Linked DNA regions of Homo sapiens: all the other regions are linked to region 1. The links are chromatin loops, found by intact Hi-C in ENCODE. Cell type or tissue: A673. All regions are shown on one strand.

Evidence for each region. Peaks named below come from ENCODE experiments on the same cell type or tissue, not always from the same donor. Only the 100,000 strongest peaks of a DNase experiment are listed, where the experiment ranks them.
Region 2: a loop joins it to region 1, with 12 times the contacts of the local background. A loop is called at or near these places in 18 of 110 quality-filtered maps.
Region 3: a loop joins it to region 1, with 6 times the contacts of the local background. A loop is called at or near these places in 56 of 110 quality-filtered maps.

What each region holds. Positions count from the first base shown.
Region 1 is chr6:98,842,085-98,850,084 of GRCh38, reverse strand. It overlaps LOC124901364 (a long non-coding RNA gene), which reads right to left and starts at 3,076. Exons shown (of 2, transcript XR_007059690.1): 1 at 1,245-3,076; 2 at 1-511. RefSeq lists a silencer at 1,659-1,878 and an enhancer at 1,989-2,108. In A673, a CTCF peak has its summit at 4,124; DNase peaks (open chromatin) are centred at 4,194, 4,754 and 5,134; H3K4me3 peaks cover 2,009 bases; H3K27ac peaks cover 3,369 bases.
Region 2 is chr6:97,067,636-97,075,635 of GRCh38, reverse strand. All of the region lies in intron 5 of KLHL32 (kelch like family member 32), which reads right to left. Among named protein-coding and RNA genes, the nearest start is that of KLHL32, 150 kb to the right of the region's middle. In A673, a CTCF peak has its summit at 7,215 (motif pointing left); a DNase peak (open chromatin) is centred at 7,215.
Region 3 is chr6:97,497,730-97,505,729 of GRCh38, reverse strand. The region is part of intron 1 of LOC101927314 (a long non-coding RNA gene); the gene reads right to left. Among named protein-coding and RNA genes, the nearest start is that of MMS22L, 220 kb to the right of the region's middle. In A673, CTCF peaks have their summits at 3,656 (motif pointing left) and 7,811; DNase peaks (open chromatin) are centred at 3,669, 7,179 and 7,799; H3K4me3 peaks cover 1,215 bases; H3K27ac peaks cover 3,457 bases.

The DNA.
Region 1 (8,000 bases):
AAGGGGTTTTTGTGTTTTAGGAAGTGATATTAAGTATAAACAAATGTCTTCTCCCCAAACATGACCTCTCATAGTTTTAGTTGACTGAATGTGTTAAACAAGGAAAGTTTAATGTATGTCTAAATTTCTTTAAAATAGACTCCTTTCTTTAGCTGTCTTAGAAACAAATAAACATTTGGATGAAAATATGTGGCAGAAGATACATGAAAAAGAAGTGATATGTCTCAAGCAGGTCTCATTCTCTAGCCTGGGTGCTGTTCTTCTATAAAAATTTCTCCACACCATGGATAGCACCTACTACAAATGAAAAATGTGAGACCTCAGATTCACGTACGTTTTTTCTTCCTTCACATTCTTGCAGTTACAGAGGTACCATTTATTAGCATGTATTCTTAATGAAATTTCCTGAATTGAAATTAAGTTGTTTTTACTAGGGTCAGCATTAGAGGTATTTCAGTAAATAGTTAAATGTTGCTGAAAAACCTGCTATCCTGGTGACTTCGTGATATTCCTGGGAGGGGGTGGGGGAGATGGAGGAAGGAAAAGAGAAATAAACTAGTAAAATTAGCACATCTAAAACTGAACACAATTTCTACAATTCTCTTTTGTTCTCATCTGTCTATGCTTGTCCATTTTCTTCCTTAAAAATGTAATCATGGTATCACCATTCTTTTGTCTTTTTTTCCCCCTACAGCCATTCAGGCACCAGTCATTTGCCTATCCTTTTCAAATTTCCCTGACTGACCACTTTGAGTCAGATCTACACCAGCAACCTCCTACCTAGTTAACCTCCCTGCTTTCATCCTTACCACTTTCCAACCTATCCAATGCACTGTGCCAACTCTCTTCCTTCCAGGAGCATTATTTCCATCGGATCTCCCCCTCTACGATGGCTCTTAATTGCCTTTTGAGTCTAATTAAAACTTCTTCCAGACCCTCTACCAATTAACTCCATACACTGTTTCCCTTAGCAGCCCTCTCATGCCAGGTGCCAGCTCCTGCTCCCCGGCCCAGCCCAGCAAACCTGCTCGCCCTCTGCCTTTTCCTGCTTCCTGCCTCACATTGTGCCAGTTCCCTTCTACCCAGAGTGCCTACTCCACTTCTCTCTTCTTTCTGCCAAAGCATTCTTCCTTTTTTGTTTTTGAGATTGCTAAATCACCTCCTAACTAACTTTGATTACTCTAAGGGTCCTAAAGTTCTGCATTTAGGTCTGTTCTTTTGGAAATGCGTGTGTCTTCACGTACCTGCATTATCGACACCTTGCAGGGAGCAGTGCCCACATATCCTGGTTCAGGGACTCCGGCGCTTGGCGAGAAGTCCGGCTCTTTGGGGCTAGTGGCTTGGTCTTTTCCACGACCTGGTGAAAGTTCCTCTACTGCCAAGGCCTTGGCTCATGTCAGACCTGCATTCTCCCTGGATGTTCTGGTTCCTGCCTTGACTTCCCTTTCCCGCCCGTAATGTGCGCTGCCCTGGAGGTCTCAGGCAGCCACAGCCCCCCTCTCCCCCCGACCCCATTGCGGTGGAACACCGGAAGGGTCAGGGCCCTCCAGGCGTTCGGAAGGCAACTATGTAGGAGATAGCACGGGCTGGGGCCGCTTGGGGAGGGGACTATAGGCTGCAGGTGGCTTCCCGGCAGAGGCCGCTTCCTGGTCTTCGTGAGGCGGCTTGGCCTGGGTCCTGAAAGGTGGCGGGGTGGCGGGGGGAGCCGCCAAGCCGAGGCCCCGCTGCTCCCCGAGGCCCCACTGCTCCCCTCTGTGTAGCGGCTTCAGACCCAGACCGCCTCTCGTCACCCCCGTGAGCTCCTGAGGACACGAAGTGTTCATAACTCTTGACCCCAGCACAGCCCAGGAGGCCCTGCGCTGCTCATGCGGCAAGAGGGAGGCCGGGAGGGCGGAAGCGCAGCCCTCTAGCCTCCCGCAGCGAAGCCGTTCCTTCGTCCCTGCTTCGGCCATCGGAGCCTGCCCGACACACACAGGAGCCCCGGCTCCCCAGACGCCAGGCCTGGCTGGGCGTCCCAGGGGCCCTCCGCTCTCACCCAAAGGGGTGCCTGGCCTAGGCAGGCTCTGCTCGAGTGGCGGAGGGACCCCCACATTGCGCCGGCAGAATGGCCCTTGGGGAGGTGAGAGGACTTTCCGAGTGGAATGGGACCCCTAAGCCCACTCTAGGCACCGGCTTTCACCGCAGCGCCACTCCCGGCGACTCCAGGATGTCGCGGGGCGCCTGTGGGATCCACAGCGTCCTGATTTCCAAGTCCAGGGACTGGAGGTGGCCCTGGGCCACTGGGGCTCTCTAGACGGGAGGCGTGTGTGGATTCGTGAAAAGCTGCGGGTGATTAGTGCTGCTGCTGTTTCGTGTGTGTGCTTGGTTTTAAGTGCATGAGCCTAGTATTCTCTTCCTAATCCAGGCTGCTATAAATGACACCACAGATGGACACTATAAACGTCAGGAGTTTGGAAGATGTTGAAGAAATGGAGTGCTTTGCAAGAGTACGGGGCTAGCCATCGCATCACAGGAGCTACAGTCGCTGCAGTCACTGGTATGTGGCGCCAGGGGCCCGACTGATCGTTTCAGCTACAAGTCAGGACCTGAACATGCTAAACACAAAATGTCTCCTGAGTGGCAGCCCCAATTTAAAGCTAAGCAGAATCGGTGGTGCCTTCCCTGGATAATGCAACTGAGATGACTGTCCTGCATTTCTCTTCCCCCACACAAATAGACGTAAGGCTATATGGTTATTTTTAAGTTAGAAAACATTTCTTAAGCCGGGCACAGTGGCTCACATCTATAATCCCAGCACTTTGGGAGGCTGAGGTGGGGGAATTGCTTGAGTTTAGGAGTTCCAGACCAGACTCTGCAACAAAGTGAGACATGGTGGCACATGCCTATAGTCCTAGTTACTGTGGAGGCTGAGATGGGAAGATCCCTTGAGCTCAGGAGTTCAAGGCTGTAGTGAGCTATGATTGCACCACCGCAATTCAGTCTGGGCGATGGAGAGAGACCCTGTCTCAAAAAACAAAACAACAAACATTTCTTATTAGTCACAGCAAAGACCTCCATTGGAGTTGGCAACAGTAGTGCTTCAGGTTGGATTTGCGGTAATTTATACAATGCTTTCATATACATTATTTCATCCGAGCCTTACTTCAACCCTGTTGCAAAGTTTAAAAAGGAATATTATCCACATTCTGCACATGAGAAAACTGAGATCTGAAGATGTCAACTGACTTTCCCCCGTTGCTGGTTAGTAAGCATAGAAGTATAGACAAACACATGTGTTCTGACTGCAAATCCTTTGCCCAGTTCCATTAATACTGCTGGGATCTGCCTGAAGTCCATGTCCTTTCTCTTCTTCTCCTTGTCGTGTTACTTTGGATAAAGGCGGAGGGAGAAAACAACATTCATGGTGCAAATGGCCCATAGTATGGGAGGACAAATGCACTGGGCTCTGAGGGAAGCAAAGTTCAGCTCCACAGGCTGAACTGATACCTTTGGTGGGAGTTTCTAGGGGAATGTTTTCCCTAGTCTGGAAAATTCTTCCATGGATGAGTTTCTGTTCAAGTGATCCACTTTTTAAAAAACTCACTTTTGAGTGGTAAAACTGAACAAACCTACTATAGAGCAAGAAGTGTCTGATGAAAACTGGGCTGGGTTAAAATAGCATTTGCTGGACTCCATTTTTGCTGATTGAAGCATTGTACCTGTTATTAACCGTGGCTTCTAACCTGGTATTCTGGTCTTAATGCCTGCCAAAAGCTGAGGCTCCTTAGAGAGACTAAAGACTTATCTGCTACAGCCTCAACATGTAGGAACTAAGGAACTGGGGAAGTGATTCTTTCTTCCTACCTTTGGGAACTTTTCTGGTATAGAACGTAGTGTCTTTTCTGGCTAAACTTTTCAAATATCTACTCAGGAATTACCTAGAACTAAATGTTTAGAAACCCTTGTAGGGGTCATATGCGTAGTCACCTTCATAAGTGTTTGCCTAGGAGGGGTTGAGGGAAAGAATGTAGAGTGAGGAAGGAGAGGAGTAAGGGGAAGGAGAATTGGATCTGAAACAAAAACAGTTGTGCTGACTGGGAGGCTGTAAAATCAAAGGTAGTTCCGAGCCGATGCCACTGTGGGGCGCCAAAGTTCTACTCGGCTAAGGCCCGCCGCTTTCTTGGGTGCGAGGACAGAAGTCCTGGAGAACAGATGCACTGAGGGAAGAGAGCGGGGAGGAAGGAGGGAAGGGAAAGGAAAGGAGGGGTGGGGCTAGGGTGTCCTTTATTCTCCAGTTAAACTCGCCTGGGAGACTTTGTTACATAACAAGTCTGTGCGTGGGGGAAAGAAGACTTTGTTAGACGGAAAGAAGGAGGGTGTGGGGAGGGGGTGAAGCTCTTAGAAAAGAAGAAAATCTCGGAATACTGAGTTGACTTGGGAGCACAAACGGTCCTCGTGGCTTCAGAGACGCTGGGGCTTATTCTCAAACTGGGGCCACCACCTTTTTAAAAGGGCTAGCGAGGAGGGGAGATAGGTTTGGAAAGGGTACCTTCCCCGACCCGCCACCCAACACATACAAACCATAGACCCCGCCCAACCTCCCGGCCCCTGGCCCCACTTGCTACCCCCTCCTATGCCTGGGGGCTGCTGCCTCCACGAAGCCGGGCTCTTTCTCCTCCGGGTAGCCGCGGCTCCATCTGCAGCCCCCGAGGACTCCTCAGCCGGGATAAAGGGCGGCCTCCCCCGCCTGCCAGCGCCCAGGATGCTCAGCCGTCAGCTGCGGGGAGGCGCTGATTTCATTCCGGCGCGGCTTTCGCTGCGGGCGGCGAGGGGCGGACAGGCCGGGGCCCGCGGGGCGGGGCGGGACGGGGGAGGGAGGCAGCGGCCGCGACCTGGGGAGGCTGAGCGCCCCGGCCCCGCCAGGATTTATTACATCCCAGCCACTGGCAAAGGTTAGGAACGCGCATTTGGAGACGGGATAATCCAAGTTTAAATATTAAAAGTAAAAGCAGAATCGGTCGAATATTTACCTAGAGACTGAGCAGATCAGATCTCCCTTTGCGAGGGGAGAGGACTGTGGAGGAGCCCGGCTCCCAGGCCCGCGGCTCTAGCGCTGCGCTTCCCCAGTGGCATCGCCTGGGACGGCCAGGACCCACTTCTGAAGCTTCCTCAGACTGTGGTTAAGGGGGGCGGACCGCGGATCCCCTCGCTCTCCCAAGTCTATCGGAGTCGGTGGGGCTTGGTCCAGATCTTCTGCTTTGTATATTCTCTTTTTTAAGGGCCTCCCGGACCAACACAAAAGGTGGCGGAAAGTACGTTGGATCAATAGCAAAGATTGTTATTTAGATAACGAATTAATCTCCCTGTTATAGTACTTTTTGTAGTGAACTTTGCACCCCTTTCATAAGAAAAAGGAATTTAGAGAGAGAAGAAAGTCTCAAACAGGATTAAGGTTTTAATTACAATTCCCTATCGAAATAGTATGTTTGATGAGCTGATCTTATCAATTAATAGTAACATTAAAGCACAAGAAACAGATTCACGGAAATATGCTTAAAGGAGCCTTTAAAAAGTAATCGCACTCGGGGAACTAGCGGGGCAGGCGGCCAGCGATGCTGCGTCCGAGCAGATTTCGGAACCCCCCTCTGCTCGGACTGGTCCAAGCGGGGCGCGCATCTGGGGCGCAGGATGGGGCGGGGGCGGCGGGCACGGCGCTGGGAGACCAGGCTACGCTGGTGGGAGGGAAATAATAAATAACAGACGCCTCTTCCAAGCCGAGGCCCACATCAAAGTTGGGGCCCCACAAGGGCCGTGCAGTTCACTGCATTTGGGTCAGCGTTATATTCCAGGGGCAAATAAAGTAATTTGAACATGCACCAACAGTTTTCCATAAAATACGAGTTAAAAGAAGTAATAGAACTAATCACTGTCTCCTCAAATCAAGTAGAAAACATTTCAATGCACTAATTAGAGTAATTAGAATAATAAGCCTCTGCCTATATGTGGTAAGACAATGTGTACAAACAACTTTATTTAATGTATACTGGTAATCAGCGATGCGTGCCTGCTTGAATGCTTAGCGCAATAAAACTACCCTCCGTCCGCCCAAACAATCAAACACAAATTAGTTTAATGATTGTGCCTGCTGAATGTCTTAGAAATCTACAGGCAGAGGCGAGTAAATAGAAGCATCCTTGTTTGCGTGCGACCCCGCCCGGGCTGGCCGCGGGGCCGGGTGAGTGGCCGCGGGCGGGTGCGGCGGGAGCAATCGGGAGGCTCCGCCGAGCCTGCAGAGGCCAGGCCCGGCGCCAGCACAGACCTGCGCCCCGCAGGAGCCCCTGCTGCTGCCCTTGGTCGCCTTCCCACTCCTCTCCGGCCAGCTTCCCGCCTCTGCGGCCCTGCGGTGCAGTTCTGGGCCCCAAACCCGCACATCCCCAGCTCGGCCTCACCTCCTCCGAGAGGCGAAAGGCCGCTTTAGAACTCTCCCACCGCCCGTTTGCGACGCTTTTCAGAGCTGAGTGATTTCCTCTCCCGGGGCGACTCCTTCCAGGGGCCTCGGAGGGCTAAGGGGGATTTCTGCGGGCCCTGAGAGCCCCCAGTTCGCGGAGATGGACTCTAGGCCTCCAGTACTGAGGCGCGGCCCCTCACTTTCCGGGCCCTCAGCTCTGGCTTGAGATGCCGGGGTGCCCAGAGGGTCTCCCGGGCTCCCTTCTCTAGGGAACTGACTTTAGGCCCAGCAGGGGAGTGGTTTCCAGGGGGTCTAAGAATTCGTTTTCCCCCGTGCTTCAGCTCTTAAAGAGTAGGTTCCTCTTCATTGGAAGCAGGGAGCTGAGGTCAGAAACACCCAGAAGTTTGATGGGTGGGAGCTGAAGGAAACCTGCCTCAGAACTTTGCTCCCCAGCTCTCAGCTGTCCCCCTTCATTCTCACAAATACCGCCCGCCCCCCTCAAAAAAGCAGGAAAAGCCCAGATTACTGTACTTCCCTGGGCAGCTGTCCCCCTTTCCTCTCCAGTCTTCCTGCACTTGTCTCATCTCCCTCTTTCTCTTGGGGCACCATCTTCCACAGTTGCCTCTGCCATGCAGGTGCAATGTCCTGGGCCCGACTCTGCAGAGTCAAGTGGAAAAGCCGGGCAGGCAAAAAGCTAGGAGACTCTCCTCCGGGCCTCGAACCCTTGTCACTCCTAGGCCCACTGCACCTCTGCCCCAGCCACGCGTGCCCCCAGAGAGGGCTTGCCAACTCCTGCGTCTAGAGCCCACTTTCCCGGGGCGACGGCTATACCCAAGACATCTGGACTCCTAATCGCCACCGCTAGCCTCTGCTGGGGGCAAACCCACCAACCGTGCCCGTTACCCCTAGCCCGCTTCCTTGGGAAGCGATAGAGTGGAACAGCTCGACGTCCGAGCTGTTGACCCTTCCCCTGGGGGTCCGGGCGTCGAAGCCTGGGGAGCCGCAGAGAATCCCTGATTTCCAGGCAGGAACTCAGGGGCTGTTGGCAGCGTCCCGAGCGAAGGCCGGGGCTGGGAGTGCAGGGAGTGCCCCGCTCCTTTCCCTGTCTCTCTCCTCCCCGCGCGGCCGAGCTAGGCTGTCTGGGCCTTCGCGACAGCGGCCAGGGTCCCCGAGGTGGGGGGTGCGCGGCAAGGCCAAGGTACCTCTTTTGCGACTGGGCAAGGAGCAGATGTTGGCCGGCAGCACACTCGCCCGCCTTGTCCAGGTGCTGCACCAATTTTGAAGCAATATTTGTTAGGGGAACAACATCAACAAAAAGTTATTAATGCCAAATAATTGTCTCCAGAATCATGTGCTGTAGAACATAACAGTTCCCCTGACGAAATGAGATTTCTTAACAGGAGGAGGAAAAGAACTCCTAACACTTTCCACATAGATTTGCCTGAACCTTGAAGCCCAGTGATTTACAATGGCTAATTTGTGTTACAAACCCACAAGAAACTTTCTTTTTCCCATCCTCCTGCCAAAGTCTCTGTGGCCATATTTTTTGTTGTGTGGCCTTTTTTTCCTTCTT
Region 2 (8,000 bases), 1.8 Mb after region 1:
TTTGGAACAGGTTGAAACAAACCAATAAATAAACAAAATCCAAACCTTTTAATAGCCTTGGGATCAGTTATATAGGAAAGAAGTTATCATGTTTATTGTGCATGTGAAGGGCTCTGTGAATTTTCTCAACATTGTCATAGAGTTGATAGGATAAAGTCTAATTGTTATAGAAGAAAAAATGAGCAATTCATTGACAATGCAGGCCAGATAACTTGTAATATGATAAAATAATCAAACTCAGATATGTTTATATGTATAAACATACAGAGAGATATAGGCATATTTTGTATATAAATATGTAAATATGTATGGACAACTGTATGTAATGATATATTCAAACATTGATATGCATATGTATATGATACAATTTGATTAAATGAAAACAAAGTATTAGCAGCAATTCAAAAGTACAAGGAAAACTCCAGCATGCTCTAATTTTTGGAGTCTTGCAAGGCCTATTTAAATACATTTGTGCTGTGTAACAGAGGAATTCTACAATTAGGTTACTAGTACATTTTCATAATCAATTGTATGCATAATACCCAAGGCTCATGAATAATTTTATATTGTTCCTTGGGAAATTCTCTAGTAAGCTGGAAATCTAGTAGGGAGGAAGTGAAACATAGCCGTCAACAATAACTAATAATTCTGGCCCCAGTCACTACGTGCTGCAAAATGCTGTTTCAAAGTTCACTAAACCTGACTCAGCACGTAAGGAGATTGCCAATGAATATGGAATATATATAAGAAATTAATATATATATATATTTTCTTTTAATTGAAAATAGTTTATCTGAGCAACTAGGGTTTTAAAACTAAAATTTCAATAACTGTACTTTTTGAACCAGGATAGGCAAAATCAGTTTAAAAATGTTTAAAAGAATAGTATAGAAGTCATTATCATCTATTTCCCTACTTGCTCTAGTACACAAAGTCAGATTGCTGAAAATTAGCCCAGTACTGCAGACTTTAAATCATCCCTCAGTATGTCAATCATAACTTAATAAAGTAGTTTTTTTGTTTTTTTTTTTTAAATCCCTCACTTACCTACAGACTGTCTTAATCATTATTACGAATAAGAGTGAGACCTGGAAGGTTTTTTTGTTTGTTTGTTTCAGATTTGCATTATTTTCGCTTTTTATCTTTTGGATGCTATGAAGCATACATAGCATCAATATCTTTATGTTACTAGGAGCAATTCAAATTCATCTAAATGTGACAAATACACTTTCAAAATCTGAATATCAGTGACTTAACAGTCAGGTACTTGATAAAAAGCAGTGTGGCAACAGAATCTAGAGCGGGAGTTCTCAAACTGTGCTCCCTAGTTCAGACATCAGCATCCCTCAAAACTTGTTAGAATACAGGTTCTTAGGCCCTCCCCAGACCTCCTGAAACAGGAACTCTGGAGTGGGGCCCAAGCAGTCTGTTTTAGCCATCCATTCAGATGATTCCTTGCATAATCAAGTTTAGGAATCATTACTCTGGAGTATGCATTTCAGTGAAGACAGGAATGACTCTGTCCTGCATAAATATACTGTTGCAGCAAACAAACTGTGTGACCCGAGGCCTTCAACTGTGCCTCTGAAGTAGGCAAACGTTATACTGAATGTTCAGGACTGAGGCCAGGGTATCTGGAGCCAAGTCCATGACACAGACAAGCAGCCACTTCCTAGGGCCTGTGGCACATGCCCCTTGATGTGCAGCAGGAAAAAGGTTGGTAGCCTGGTCTAAAAGATACTTGTGGATAGACAGTGAGGAAGAGGGGAAGAGAAGTCTCCACCCCTTCACACTCCTTTCCTTCCTCTGGAAGGAAAGCCAGAGGAAAGAAAGACAGCTGGAGGGAAATGAGACACATGGATAGCATTCTCCCAGTAAGGAAAAATTCAGATTTTTTTTCTTTTAAATAAATACACAGTTTTTATGTTCCCTAGTCAGGAAGCATAGGATATCATGCAACTTTATAATCAAAGTTTCTATCATAGGGAGCTCTTATGGTACATGCAGAAGGAATCCAATCAGACAATATGTGTTTCTAAGTACCACCATGCACTAGAACTAGAGATGAAAGACTTTTCCAATTGTTTCTTGGATTCTGTATACCAGGATGGAGAAAGATGTTTTAATTATAGAAAGGGCAGGGGAAACAATACAACAAAATTTTCTGTCTACAAAGTGTCAATACCATGTATTGTGTTGCTTTTGTCAAAGCATTATTTTATTATTTATTAAAGTACAATTTCAGTATGATGTTTTCAAATTTCAGAGGCAGAAAGAAAGTGACGGTTCATTTAATTATTTGTGGCTTCTAAAAAACAATGTATGCATTTCAGCAAAATCAAAGAGAAGTGGCTAAGAGGAAGAATATCTTTTACAGAATGGTGATTATTCCCCAAAATTTCAGGAACAGATTTGTCCAATAGGTTGTCAATTTGAAGTAGGCAGAAAATTTGCTGACATTTCCAGAAATGAGGGAAGACAGGGGTGAGGGGATTGGGTAGGAGGATAACTGTGGAATTAATAGAGGAATTCACAGGTGAAGCACCACATTATATCGGCTCTGGTTTATAGAGCACTCACCGATGTAGGATACTGTGTTTGTAAGATACTTTGCATGCACTATCTCATTGAATCCTTCAACATCCCTAAAAGGTAGACTGTATATAGGATACCATATCTGTATTTCACAGATGAGGAGTTGGGGGGCAAAGAGGTTAAGTAACTTGTCCGACATCACACAACTTTGGGACATAAACTTATGTCTTGGGGAGACAGATAAGTAAATTAACACAAACAATATGGCCTCCCAGAAGATTGCCCATAATTAAAGAAGAGGAGGAAGATATAATTCCAACTGAGTAGATTGATCAGGCAACTCTGGAAGAGGAGACAATGTGAGCCAAGTACTTGAAAGTTAAATAGGAATTCAGAAGGTGACAAAGTGAGGGAAAAATAATTCACAGAAAAGGAGGTTTCGTATGAAGAGGATTAGGTACAGGGAAATGCACAAAGTTCATAATGACTGTGGAACAGGCATTGCACATGGGTAGTAAATTGTCAAAAAAAAAAAAGCCAAAGAGATAGCACATTTCATAATAAAGACAGGCCCTGTGTACCAAATTAAAAGGAGTGAACCTCATCCTGAAGACTATGTGAACCACATTCATCATAATGAATAATTTTAAGCAAGGATATGACATGATCAGGTTGTGATTTTTTTAAAAAATCAATCAAACAGAATTTTTCATGGATTAAGAAAACTTTTCAAAATCTATCAAACAGAATTTTGGAATTCTGTACTGGAATGGGGCAAGAGGGAAAGCAGGTTCATCAGTTAGCAAGAAGTTGCTTTAGTCCATAAAATAAGTAATGTGGATCTGATTGAAGACAGTAGTAGTGGAAAGAGAGACAATGAGAGAGATTTAACAAGTTAAGGGGGTGGGGCTGAAAGGTCTCTGTGTCAGTGTATGTGGGGCTCAAGGAGATGGGAGATTCTAGGATGACTCCTGGTTTTCTGGCTTGGGTTCACACTCAGAGAGGTCATGTGCCTGAGAAATACCCAAGCCGAAGTGTAGACTAGGCAGCTGGCCTGGAGCTAAGACAAGCTGTCCATGGGGTACAGTCAGAATAGGGTACATTATAGAGACAAGAAATAGAAAGGACATGGTTCTGCAACCAAAAGATGGAAAGCTAGCTTGGATTTTAGGGAAAGAAATTGTTTTGTGGACCAGACAAATAACTTAGATTGTCCAGTGTTGATTAGCATTAGACTACAGGCAGGGAGCGCAGCTGAGTTATTGCAGGGCAGTCCAGGAAAAATAGTCCCAACCCGAATGACGTCAATGACAAGGAGGAGAAAGAGAAGGTAGCATATCTGAGAAAGATTTAAATGGCTAAACCAACACTATTTAGTGGAATTCATGAGGTCTTGGCAGAGTGTAAGATTATGCCAAGGTTTGAGTGACTAGAAAGATGATGGTCCCTTAACAAAGACAGGGAGGATGAGGAGGAACAGGTGTGTGAGACTGGGCAAAGGCGAATTTGGGCAGCATGTGGCATATCAAGTGAAATGCTGGCTGAACATACAGGGCTGGAGCTCAGGAGAGAGGGCTGGAGTCAGTAACCCTCCCCAGATGCATGAAAGAGAGTGATAGTGAGCAGAAGGGAAGGGTGCCCATGCAGAGCTCCCATGCTTTGAGGGACAGTCAAGGAGCTAATGGAAGAACACTTGTAAAGGTATTGAAAATGAGTAGGAGGAGAATAGGAGAGAGCCCCGAGAAAGAGAGGAGCAGGAAAGAATGCAGCTCCCGGTGTTTAAATGCTGTAGAGGAGTCACTTAGGATACCACAAAGGCCTGCTGCATCAGACAATAAGGAGGCTTTGGTGACCTTTGTTGGAAGAACTTTTGAGGAGTAATGAAGGCAGAACACTGAGTTCAATGGGCCTGAAGAATGAACAGGAGGTAAGGAGTGAAGACACTGGGTACAGTTGGGTAGTGAGGGCAAGGAGCAGCTGCGGTAATGAGAGATGAAGAAGAGTGTCTCCTGCCTTATTGATCCTATTTATAAACTGAAAGAAAAGTGCCAGTAAAGTAGGAGAAATCAAAACCAGAGGAAACACAGGGCGTAACTGATGGAATAAGGAGCAGAAAGGTGGTTTAGCTTCAGGAAAGAGGAGAGACATTTCACCATGACTAGAAATATTTACAGATGGGTGGGTGGGAGAATAAATATCTCAAATGAAACACAGATCTTCTTTTACACACCCCCCACCAATTTCCAAGTATTAATAATGGAACTCAGTGAGATTGATGTTTGTTTGTTTTGATTATTGATTCTGAACTCTAGCATGAATAAAATCCTGGAAACACTTCATTTTTAAGAAGAAAAATGCATACTGAAAGTGATTTTAAAATCACCCAGCTGACAACAGTTAGCTTAGGTTTGAAATGACTAATATTATTAGTGAACTCTTTCAAGAGATATTCTTTCAGGAGAATCTTTCTCCTCTTTAAAATCCTCACAAACGAAGATACAGTCAATCCTACATTATCCATATAACAGATTAAAATGCTGAAATGACTTCCCTGGCCAGCCAGTGTGCCTCTGGGCTGTCGCTTCCTGACATCCTTTAGTGTGGGCTTAGGGAATAAAAGCCAACATAATAGCATATGAAAAAAATTAATTGGGACCCTAAAATGGCTACTGCAGATCTTATGATGCATTTCAAAGCCAAATATGAATGTTATTTGGCAAATATGATATTCTGGATTACCCATGCCAGATAGCAAATACTCTTGATTAGAACAAATAATTACTAGTTGGCTATGATTTAATAGGTCTGATACATTTCCACCCTTTTTGATCATTTTCGCTGATTAAAAATAATCCAAAAGATTAAACCACTTGTAATATGTTTTCCAAACTTTGTACTTTAACTTTCTCCAAACACAAAAGCCTCAGCTCTAGTGAACTATGGAACAGCACTCAGTGCATTTGATTATGAGTATATTAAATATATATGTTGGTACAATCATTTGTCTTCTCTAATGTGGGAAAAAATGGTTCAGTGTTGAAGAAAAATGAACATGAGTTATAACTTCTCCTCAATCTTGAGGAGAAGTTATTGTCTTCAGAACACCCACTATATATTATGTATTTGGGTGATACTCTTAATTTAATAATTAAAATTATAATAATACATTGTTTAGAAGAGATAACCTCCTATAAGTCATTGTAGTATTACTTAATTAAAAATGATAATCTATTATAATACTGTAAAATATGTGAGCTCCTCAGTGTCAAATTTAATCCCCGAAGAAAGTATTTTTAACAAAAAAATGTATTCAGTGGGCAAAACTAATGAAAGGCTGGTAGTATATTTTTCCTACTATAACATAAATTTTAATATTTAAAAAGCAGAGAAAAATTACTTAATGGAGGCACCTTTCAATCCCTCAGTACATAATGAACTCCCACGATGTGAAGGGAGGGAGGGTATAAGGCATAAAATCAGTATAAGGTGTGATCCCTCTGCTCGAAAGCCCCACAGTGTAACTGGAGGTGGTGAGACATTTTCCAACTACATTAAACCATGTGCAGAATGATGCAAAAACAGCACTCAGATACCTTCAGCCCTGATGTAGGTATTTCAAGAATCTAGTGCTTCTCAGAATTGAAAGTGGAAACATAGTTTCTTACTGAAATTGCCATTGGTACAAAAAAAAAAAAAAAAAGGAACAAAATCACCCAGAATTCTCCTTAACTCCCTAGTGAGAGAATAGCATTTTTTAAACCTTTGTACCTTAACTGAAGAGAGAAAATAACTAATTTTCACTGTAGCCCACTTAGTGTAAAATTTAACGAAGACAAGGGATGCTGAGTAAACATCAGTTACAGAGAAGGAGATTTAGGGCAGGACCCTTTCTCCCTCCTGTTCCCTTTATGTTCCTCCTTGGCTTCTGAGTGAAGAATAGTAAGAATTTGGGCTTTGCTTTACTCGATGATCCACATGTGCACGCTGTAAACAGAACAATGCCTTCAATCTGAGGAAATGATCTTTCATGCTGTAAAAACAGAAAACAAAACAAATGCAACAGACCCCCCCCTTCTCTGTTTCCCTTACAATGATAAAATGCTCTACCTATCGCCCTTGCGTCCCAGCCTCTCACATCCCAGCAGCACGCCTCCTCTTGCAGGTCACGTCTTTCACATAAAAGTGCTAAACTAATGCCGCTTAATGACAAATTAATGTCCATGAATAAAAAATACACCTCTAATAGCATAGAGTAATTTGCCATTACAATATCATCATTGGACATGCCCCTGGTTTAATACGATGTATTTAATTCATAACCTAATGAGTGATATATAAAAAGAGGGAGATGAACCCTGCAATTACATTTATGTGAGTCTGTCACCTTATTTGTAAAACCTTAGAGTCATTTACATTCAAATTAGAACAAATGAGTGATTTCACAAAGTGTGCTGATAAATGACCACAGCAGCCCAAGACAAAACTGTATTTCCTGTGAACACATTAACAGTTTCCTATTATTTGTTAAAAATTACAGTGCATATTGCCCAGTGTGGTGTGAATAATGACTTTTTTACTGATTAGGTCAGAAGACTAATATGTAGCAAAATAAATAATTTTTCTTTTCATTATTTTTTCTGATTTTTGCTTTAAATTAACTACTGAATTCTGGTGGATTCACACTGCCACCTGCTGTCTAGCAATAGATATTAAACCTATATTCCTATCAAAAAGGGAGTTGCGTATTCAGTACTTTGGTGGTTTTATTTGAAAAGTCTACATGATGGTTCTGTTTATCAATACATTTAAATTGCATATTATTAAAAAGACAATGATACTTGGTGCACATAAAGAATGGTTGTTAATAAAACAATATAATATGCTTGGGCAAGGTGATACAAAATGTATAAACTTTTTTTTTTCTTTTTTGGAAAGGTAACGGCAAAAAAGAGACATCTTCATCAAAGCTTCTGATGCATCACTTGCAGGAGATGTAACACAAAATTCAGTTGCCAATATTCCTGATCTTATGGCATTGTGCATCAGCAGAGGTGATGGTGTGTGTATGTGTGTGTGTGTGTGTGTGTGTGTCTGTATGAAGTTTTCCCCATTCCTACCCCTTGGTACAATCTAAAGGGGACTGAGAGGCTCTGCCCGCCACTGAGGATATCTACCAATGAATCTTCTCCCCTAATGGCAAGTCCCAATATGAAAACTCTGCCTTAGGGCCCAGAACAAAGCAGGCTAGGAAAGGCACAGTGGCTGGAGATGAAGCCAGGGAGGAACAGGCCTGGCCTTGAAGATGAGGCTAAAGACTTTTGTGGGAGAAATAATGCACCTGAATGATGATCAGGGTAGCTAATGAAAGTTTTCAAGCCAGATCAACATCCTAGTTCTGAATTTAAGTTTCTCCATCTGTAAAAAGAAAACAACACCCACCAGTGTTAAGGGGTGACTTAGCAGTG
Region 3 (8,000 bases), 1.3 Mb after region 1:
AGTTTCTTTTGCTGTGCAGAAGCTCTTAAGTTTAATTAGGTCGCATTAGATCAATTATTTCTTTTGTTGCAATTGCTTTTGGCGTCTTTGTCATAAAATCCTTGCCCCCATTCCTATGTACAGGATGGTGTTGCCTAGGTTGCCTTCCAGGGTCTTTATAGTTTTAGGTTTTGCATTTAAGTCTTTAATCCATCTTGAGTTGATTTTTGTATATGGTATAAGGAAGGGGTCCAGTTTCAATCGTCTGCTTATGGCTAACCAGTTATCCCAGCACAATTTTATTAAATAGGGACCCCTTTCCCCATTGCTTGTTTATTCAGCATCTATAAGGAACTTAAACAAATTTGTAGGAAAAAACAAACCACCCCATTAAAAAGTGGGCAAAAGAATGAACAGACACTTTTCTGAAAAAGACACATGTGGCCAACAAGCATATGAAAAAAAGCTCAATATCACTGATCATTAGAGAAATGCAAATAAAAACCACAATGAGATACCATCTTACATCAGTCAGAATGGCTATTATTTAAAAAATCAAAAAATAACAGAAGCTGGAGAGGTTGTAAAAAAAAAAGGAGGGAACACTTATATACTGTTTGTGGGAGTATAAATTAGGTCAACCATTGTGGAAAGCAGTGTGGCAATTCCTCAAATTGCTGAAAACAGAACCACCATTAGACCCAGCAATTCCACTACTAGGTATATCTGCAGAGGAATATAAATCATTCCACTATAAAGACACATGCATATGAATATTCATTGCAGCACTATTCACAATAGCAAATATGTGGAATCAACCTAAATGCCCATCAATGACAGATTGGATAAACAAAACGTGGTACATACACACCATGAAATACCATGCAGCCACAGAAAAGAATGAGATCATTTCCTTCTCAGGGACATGGATGGAGCTGGAGGCCATTATCCTTAGCAAACTAATGAAGGAACTGAAAACCAAATACAACATGTTCTCACTTATAAGTGGAAGCTAAATGATGAGAACTTATGAACACAAAGAAGGGAACAACAAACACCGGGGCCTACTTGAGAACGGAGGGTAGGAGTAGTGAGAGGAGCCGAAAAAATAACTAATGGGTACCAGGCTTAGTACCTGGGTGATGAAATAATCTGTACATCGACCCCTCATGGCATGAGTTTACCTATGTAACAAACCTGCACATGTACCTCCAAACCTAAAATAAATTTTATTTTAAAAAAGAAGTGCCATTTGTATACAGCTGCCTACATTGTATGTAGCTCCAGTTTTTGTGATATCTACCTGATGATTAGGTTAGACTACGAGACCTAAGCTGAGTCTTCTCCTTCTCATCACTTGCAGGATTTTTCATCACACACATAACTAATTTGTCGATGTCAGTTTCAGTAAAAAATTGTAAGTTTGATGAGGGCAGGAGGCTATGGCTCTTGCTCACTACTATTCTACTGTTCCATTTCCTGCCTGTTGCAGAATACAGAGGACACATTAAATAGATGACTACTGAATGAATAAACTTTAGACTTGCTTTCACTGACTTTTGCTTTCTCAAGATGCTACAACTAGTTTTTATTATACTTACACGTGTGTTTACCATAGGCTATAGTTAAGAAACATATTTCCTGGGATTACACAGTGTTCTATTACAACCCAGGAGATAAATTTCCTATAAGCCTGAATACCCTGAAATAGTTGCATATCTCCTGAGAAATCTATTTATTCTCTTGATGTTGACTCTGTGTATCTTGGAATTGTTTCCATCTTTGTATTGGCTGCTAGAGAGCTAAAACCTAAATCTGCAGCCCAAGTCTCACAGGCACATAGGGGTTCACAATAGGCATTTGGTTCCACAGTTACTCTTTTCTCCACCCTTCCCTCCTTCTCTGGCTTTCCTTTGGCTTTCATTTCCCTCACTTAGTTTTAAATCTATTTTATGTATCTTTGTAAGTCACCTTAATTTCTTTTTGAAACAAGGTAGGACACAAATAAATTGATTTTTTCCCTTCATGATAGAAGTTATTAACTTTGCTGAAGAGGAGAGTGGGCCAAGGAAGACAAAATATAGACTTCAGCAATGTATGGCTGATTTTAAGAGACCTTGGGGATACCTTGTGAAGAGAAGATACTATTTCTAACCCACATTGTATGGTTTTAGTTTTATGTAGAGCACAAGGCAATTGTACAATGTCAACCCTTTTTATTATGTTATATCATTATGTTAATGCTACAAAATATCTAAAAATTAAAAAAGAAACAAAGGAATGTAACTGGACCTGAAGAAGCTTCACTTTTACTTATGGTCAGAACATTAGAAATAAAGAAAATTGATGAAACTGTAAAAATATATGAAAACCATTGGTACCAAGCAGACAGAATAAACTCTCACTCTTGAATTATGTTTTGAGATACAGCACCCTCCCCTCCATCCTCCTCTCCTTCTCAGAGAAAATTATCAATTTTTCATGAGAGGTAGATTCTCAAGAGACAGAGAAATAGACCAATGCTAGATAAGAGCAAATAATCATAATTTTTAAAGAACTAATACTTCAGTTGAATAGTTTATGCAGAAATGCAGTTGCATTTTATCATAATCTCACAAAATCATGATAATTGTCAATCTGAATATAGGATATTTATCTGTTTGTTATTACTAACCCTACAACTACATATCAGGTGCATTTAACTGAAAGGAAGAAACAATGACAAAGGAAAGCATGCACATGTGTGTGCATGCACGCAGACACACACACACACACACTCTCTCTCTCTCTGTCATCTGCCCCAAATAACAAAAGCATCTCTGCCACAAGAATTGTGCCCATCTCTGCTCCAAGTACAGATAGAGAACTACCGCCAGTCTATTTTAGCACACCCATTTAAATTCTGTACATCTTTATAAATGCAGTTATCATTACCATTGTTGCCTTATCACTCTCCATGATTGCTCTCTTTCAGTCAAGTACAAAGACAGCCTGACTATAAATGTTTTGTCATAAAACTGCTATTCAAACAATAAAAAAGGGTTATAATAGTACTAAAAATAATTTACCCCCAAGGCTGCTGTATAGACTGGCAGTGTGCAGATTGAGGGGCACAAAATACCTCCAGCCACATTCTCACTACCCTCTAGACGCTTCTGCATCTGTACCTATATCTGCATGGTTTCAAAGACATTTCAGACATTATCACATGGCCAGAATATCTAGGACCTTTTCAGTATATGATTTTTAAACATGAAAATCATTTTTAGCAAAATTATCATTATTGTACTTAAGAAATAAGAGATAAATTAGATAGAGCATTTGTATCTTTCAAATAGAAAGCTACTTTTAAATTCTTTAGTTTGGGAGCAGCTGGGTAAAAATGCATTGTGTGTGTATATATATAATAAAATATATTTTATACAACATATTACATATCTACATCATAGATACATGTATATATATCACACACAAATATACATATAACACATACTCATGTCATATATAGAAACATACATATATTACATATACATACATACATCATATATAACATATATATTACATACATATATATATTACACATATACACATACACCCACATATAAAATCTTTACTTTGAAAATGCTTTTGATGGCATCAGGACCGGCTGTGCACTGCCACCCAGGGGCTGTCTACAACATTTTAATACTGCTATCTTGCCAAGAGGCATTCAAAGTCATTACCGAATGCATCCTGGACAGTCCTTCATTGTAGTTGTTAGCATTCCCATTGCATTTTCCTGTAGTTTTGGTGTCATTTCCCATATCATGAATGCACATTTCAAAGAAAGGCAGAGAAAAGAAGAGAAAAAAGAATGCCAAACAAGCAAAAGACCACCTAGAAGGAAACAAATTATACTGACAAGGCTGACGAAAAGGAGTAAGAAAAGGGGAAAGACAGGAAGGAGGAGGTTTATCAGGGCTTCATGCCCACTGCTCTGGGTAAATATCCCTCCTTGTAACAATAAAGAAATAAAGTACAAAGAAAGGATAAAGCAGAAGATTACAGACCTGGTCGGTGTTTGATAAATGGCACTCTACTTCACTTTGCTTATTGTGTACTTCATACCTCACTCCTGAATATGGAAGAGAATTTTATTAAAGATTTAGCCACGGTGGTGGTGGTGACTGGCTCACAGTAATTTTCCTACAAAGTAGTTTAATCTATCACAGGGCAGACAGTGCACCTTCTTACCATGTATCATATCTGTCTATTGAGTAAGTGCTATCCAAATCCAATTTCTTTTCATTTTTGGAACCTGTGATGCATATTCAAGATACACTTTCGTTTTGTCTTTGCCCTAAATTGGGCGCTGTATGAGATGGGAGGAAAAAAGTACTAATAAAAAGGAAATATGCACTCTATAGTTTCCATATCATTCTGGTCATTTTTTGTATTTTATAAAAATAAATTGCATAAGTTTAATGGCATATGATATTGACATGTAGAGTCCCCAAAACCTTTTATATTTATGAATATGAATATGAAGCATTGCATCACTGATTATAAAATGAACTTAGAAAATCATTATAGTCAAGTTCCAGTTTTAATCTTTGTGAAGTTGTTCCATTCAATAATGAGGTGACTCGTCCAATAATATGGAAACTGTTTCAACCAAAATCATTCAGCAGTTCATTATGTGGTAAAATGTAAATCCAGAAATGTCATAAGCAAGGTACCTTCAGAGTGCTCCGTTACGGAATCACAGAAATTAGAAAAGCCCTGTGAGGTCACTCACTTCATCTGTTCCTGGTATCAGGGTGCTCTCAGCAAAATATTTTCAAATATAGAGTCTATTCTCCCATTATGAGATTCTATTATTTCTCCTTTCATTGCATTACTTTTTTCACTATGATGAATTGTTTTCTAACCTGACAATCATTGCCTTTAAACGTTATTGGACTTTTTGTAACAAATAAATAATTCTGCCCTTACCTACTTGTAACTAATCCCTCTTATTACTGCTATATCCTTCTTACAGACACTCTTTAAAACAGACCTCAAACATTTTTTAAAAAAACAGAAGGCTAACTAACATATATTTTGGCCAGTAAAAGGTACATGAGAATCACTAACTAGTATTGTCTGAAAGTTCCCTAGAGGATCCAGAGATCTTAGACAGTCACTTCCTATCTACTAACAATGTAAAAAGTATACCTATCTGTTCAATTTCCAAGCTTTTTTCACTCTCAACAACTTGTTAATCAGTACACTTGGTTTAGCCCCAAATACAAACATAAAATTTTGGAAAAATTTAAAGTAGCTCTTATTAGGAAGAGTTTTAGCACCACCCTCTTACCCCCGCAACCTCATCCAAGTCCTATACTTTAAATATGAGAAAATAATTAAATCCTAGAAAGTAATTTATGTGGTAAAACAACTGATTAATTTACAATTAGAAAGCATAGATTTTTAAGTCTAAAAAGAGTCTCAGATTCTGTGACCTCTGGTAAACCATTAGCTTTCCAAGACCCAATTACTTGCCTATAAAATAGAAATAACAATATGAACAATATGAACTCAAACATGAGTTAACATGGGAATGAAATAAAGTATTTTAAAATGCTCTTAGCACAATGCCAGGCACACAGTGAGTGCTCGAAAAATGATGCCAATTAGTACAAAATGAAGCCTAGAAACCAGCATTTAATAGGATTTCCTTAGGCACATTTATTCATGCCACTTTTTGTCTCTCCTCGCCTATATATTATGAATCAGTGGAAAGGCAAAATTAAGCTTGTGTTTAAAACTACATAAAAGAAATTTACTTATCAAGACATCCAAAATGTATTGCAACTAAAGATCTTTAAAAAGGTATGAATATATAAAATAGTGCCCGTTAGATATCGCAGAGTAAAAATTTAGCCCAGGTTCAGGGTAATGAGGAGATTACATATCAGCATTGCAAAGAACCAGATTTTTTTATCAGTTTCATAAAATATATTGACAATAAAATGTTTGCATGTTGCAAACTGTTGCAAAAGTGCAAAATCTTGCACTTCTGAACATAATACTATAATTTTTGTTACTTTTTAAAAAGAAAATGCATTTTTCATAACTTAAAAATAATACATGTAGTGAAGAAAATTTTCCAGAGCACAAAATGTGAAGAAAAAAAGTCATTCAAAATCCTACTACCCAGAAAAAAAATTGCTTTTAACATTTTGATGAAAATATTTAAATCTTTTTAATGTATATTTTATTGTTATTTAATATGAAATTGGGTTTATCGTATGTGTGTGTTGTTAGGGAGAAAGATTATATGCCCTTTTATAGCCTACCTTTTTTTTGCAATTATAAATGGTGAGCATTTATCCATACCATTATATATTCTTAAAAACATGATGTTAAAGTAGCATATTATAGGGATATGTCAGTACTTTGCTAAGCTTCCATTTTATTGTAAAATATTTATACTGCTCCCAGTAACTCTTTAATAAGCATCTTTTATTTCTATGACACTCCCTTCAAAATAGAATTTTCTGTCATCAATTAAAGTAAAATCTCCTTGAAGCCACAACTCTTGCCCAACTGGTAGTTGATTTCAACTACCCCCACCATATTATGGATATTCAATAAGAACCACTCTAAGAAATATGTCCCCACCAATTAACATTCAATAAAAATATTTCTCCTTTCAAACACTATGAAACTGATTCACACATTCATACTACTCCGAGTTCCTCATAGTGCCATAATAAATTTTGCATGAAAAACTTAATAATTACAGCTAAATATGGCCCCCTCTCTCTGGAAATTTTTTCTATAAACCGTGGGACTTTATAAATACCAATACAATCAAGATACATCTATAAATTCACCTGTTTTGTTAACCATTGTAATGCCTAGATGACTCTGTAACATGAAAAGATACGGTTGACAACAGGAAAAACTGTCCTGTTTCACATAGATTGCAAAAACGTTCACATTTTTTAAATGTCATCTCTTAAAAACCCAAAACATCATATTTCTGATAGGTGTTTCACACTCAAAGAGCACATTTGCCTTATACATTTACACAATTTGGGGATTTAAATTTGTAATGGCAATCAAATAAATCAAACATTTAAAATAATTTTGGATCTAATATATGCCAACTGCATTGGGCTGGGGAACTTCCTATCTGAAGATTGATTTAAGAGTAATTTTGAAGTCAGGTCATTATCATAACAAAGAAAAAGAACCAAATTACATCACGTCAAAAGAAAAAAAAAAACAGAAAGTTGACCATTTTAAGAATGATTGTAACTATCCTTGGGGGAATAAATGGGCAAAAATAGATTTTTTGAAAAAAAAATTAAATAGAAGTCTTTTCTTAAAAAAAATTAAAGTGTGTGCTTACACATGTTAAACTAATGCTATAAGATATTTCTTCTATTCATTGCCTTTAAATTCCTTCTGGTCTAACTCTTCCAAAGTAAAAAGCATTCTATTGCAACAAAAGAGTTTTATTTTAATACTGCTTTATTTAAATTCAAAGCAGAGGGTTTATAAGGCATAAGCACCAGTTATAATGAAAGACAGTGCTTTTGGAAACCATGAGTCTTTTATCTAGTCTTTTAAGATTTATTCACTAGCACAGAAGCTTGCCACCGAAAGTGAGGATTTAGACCGATTAAACTAGAGTTATACAGAGATGATTTGGAATTTTGGAACTTTGGAAAATAAGTTTATTTTCACACTTCCAGTAGAATCAGTTACCAGGTTAGTAATACAATTAAACTGCCATGTCAGGAGCAGACATTTTATGCAGTGTGCAAGACTGTACCTACTACTGCACAGCGCCACCTGGCAGCAGGATAAAGAATTGTGTCACTGCGGCCTCCTGAGAAGACTCACTAATTGGTACAGTACACTGTGTTCTCCTGAAAGTTCCCAACTGATGCTGACCTCATTTTCCTCATTAAAAATGGACACATTCACATACCAAGTCTGAAAAGCTGGAGGTTTTGCTCAGTTGGCTTTTGTTATTTGTACTTTTT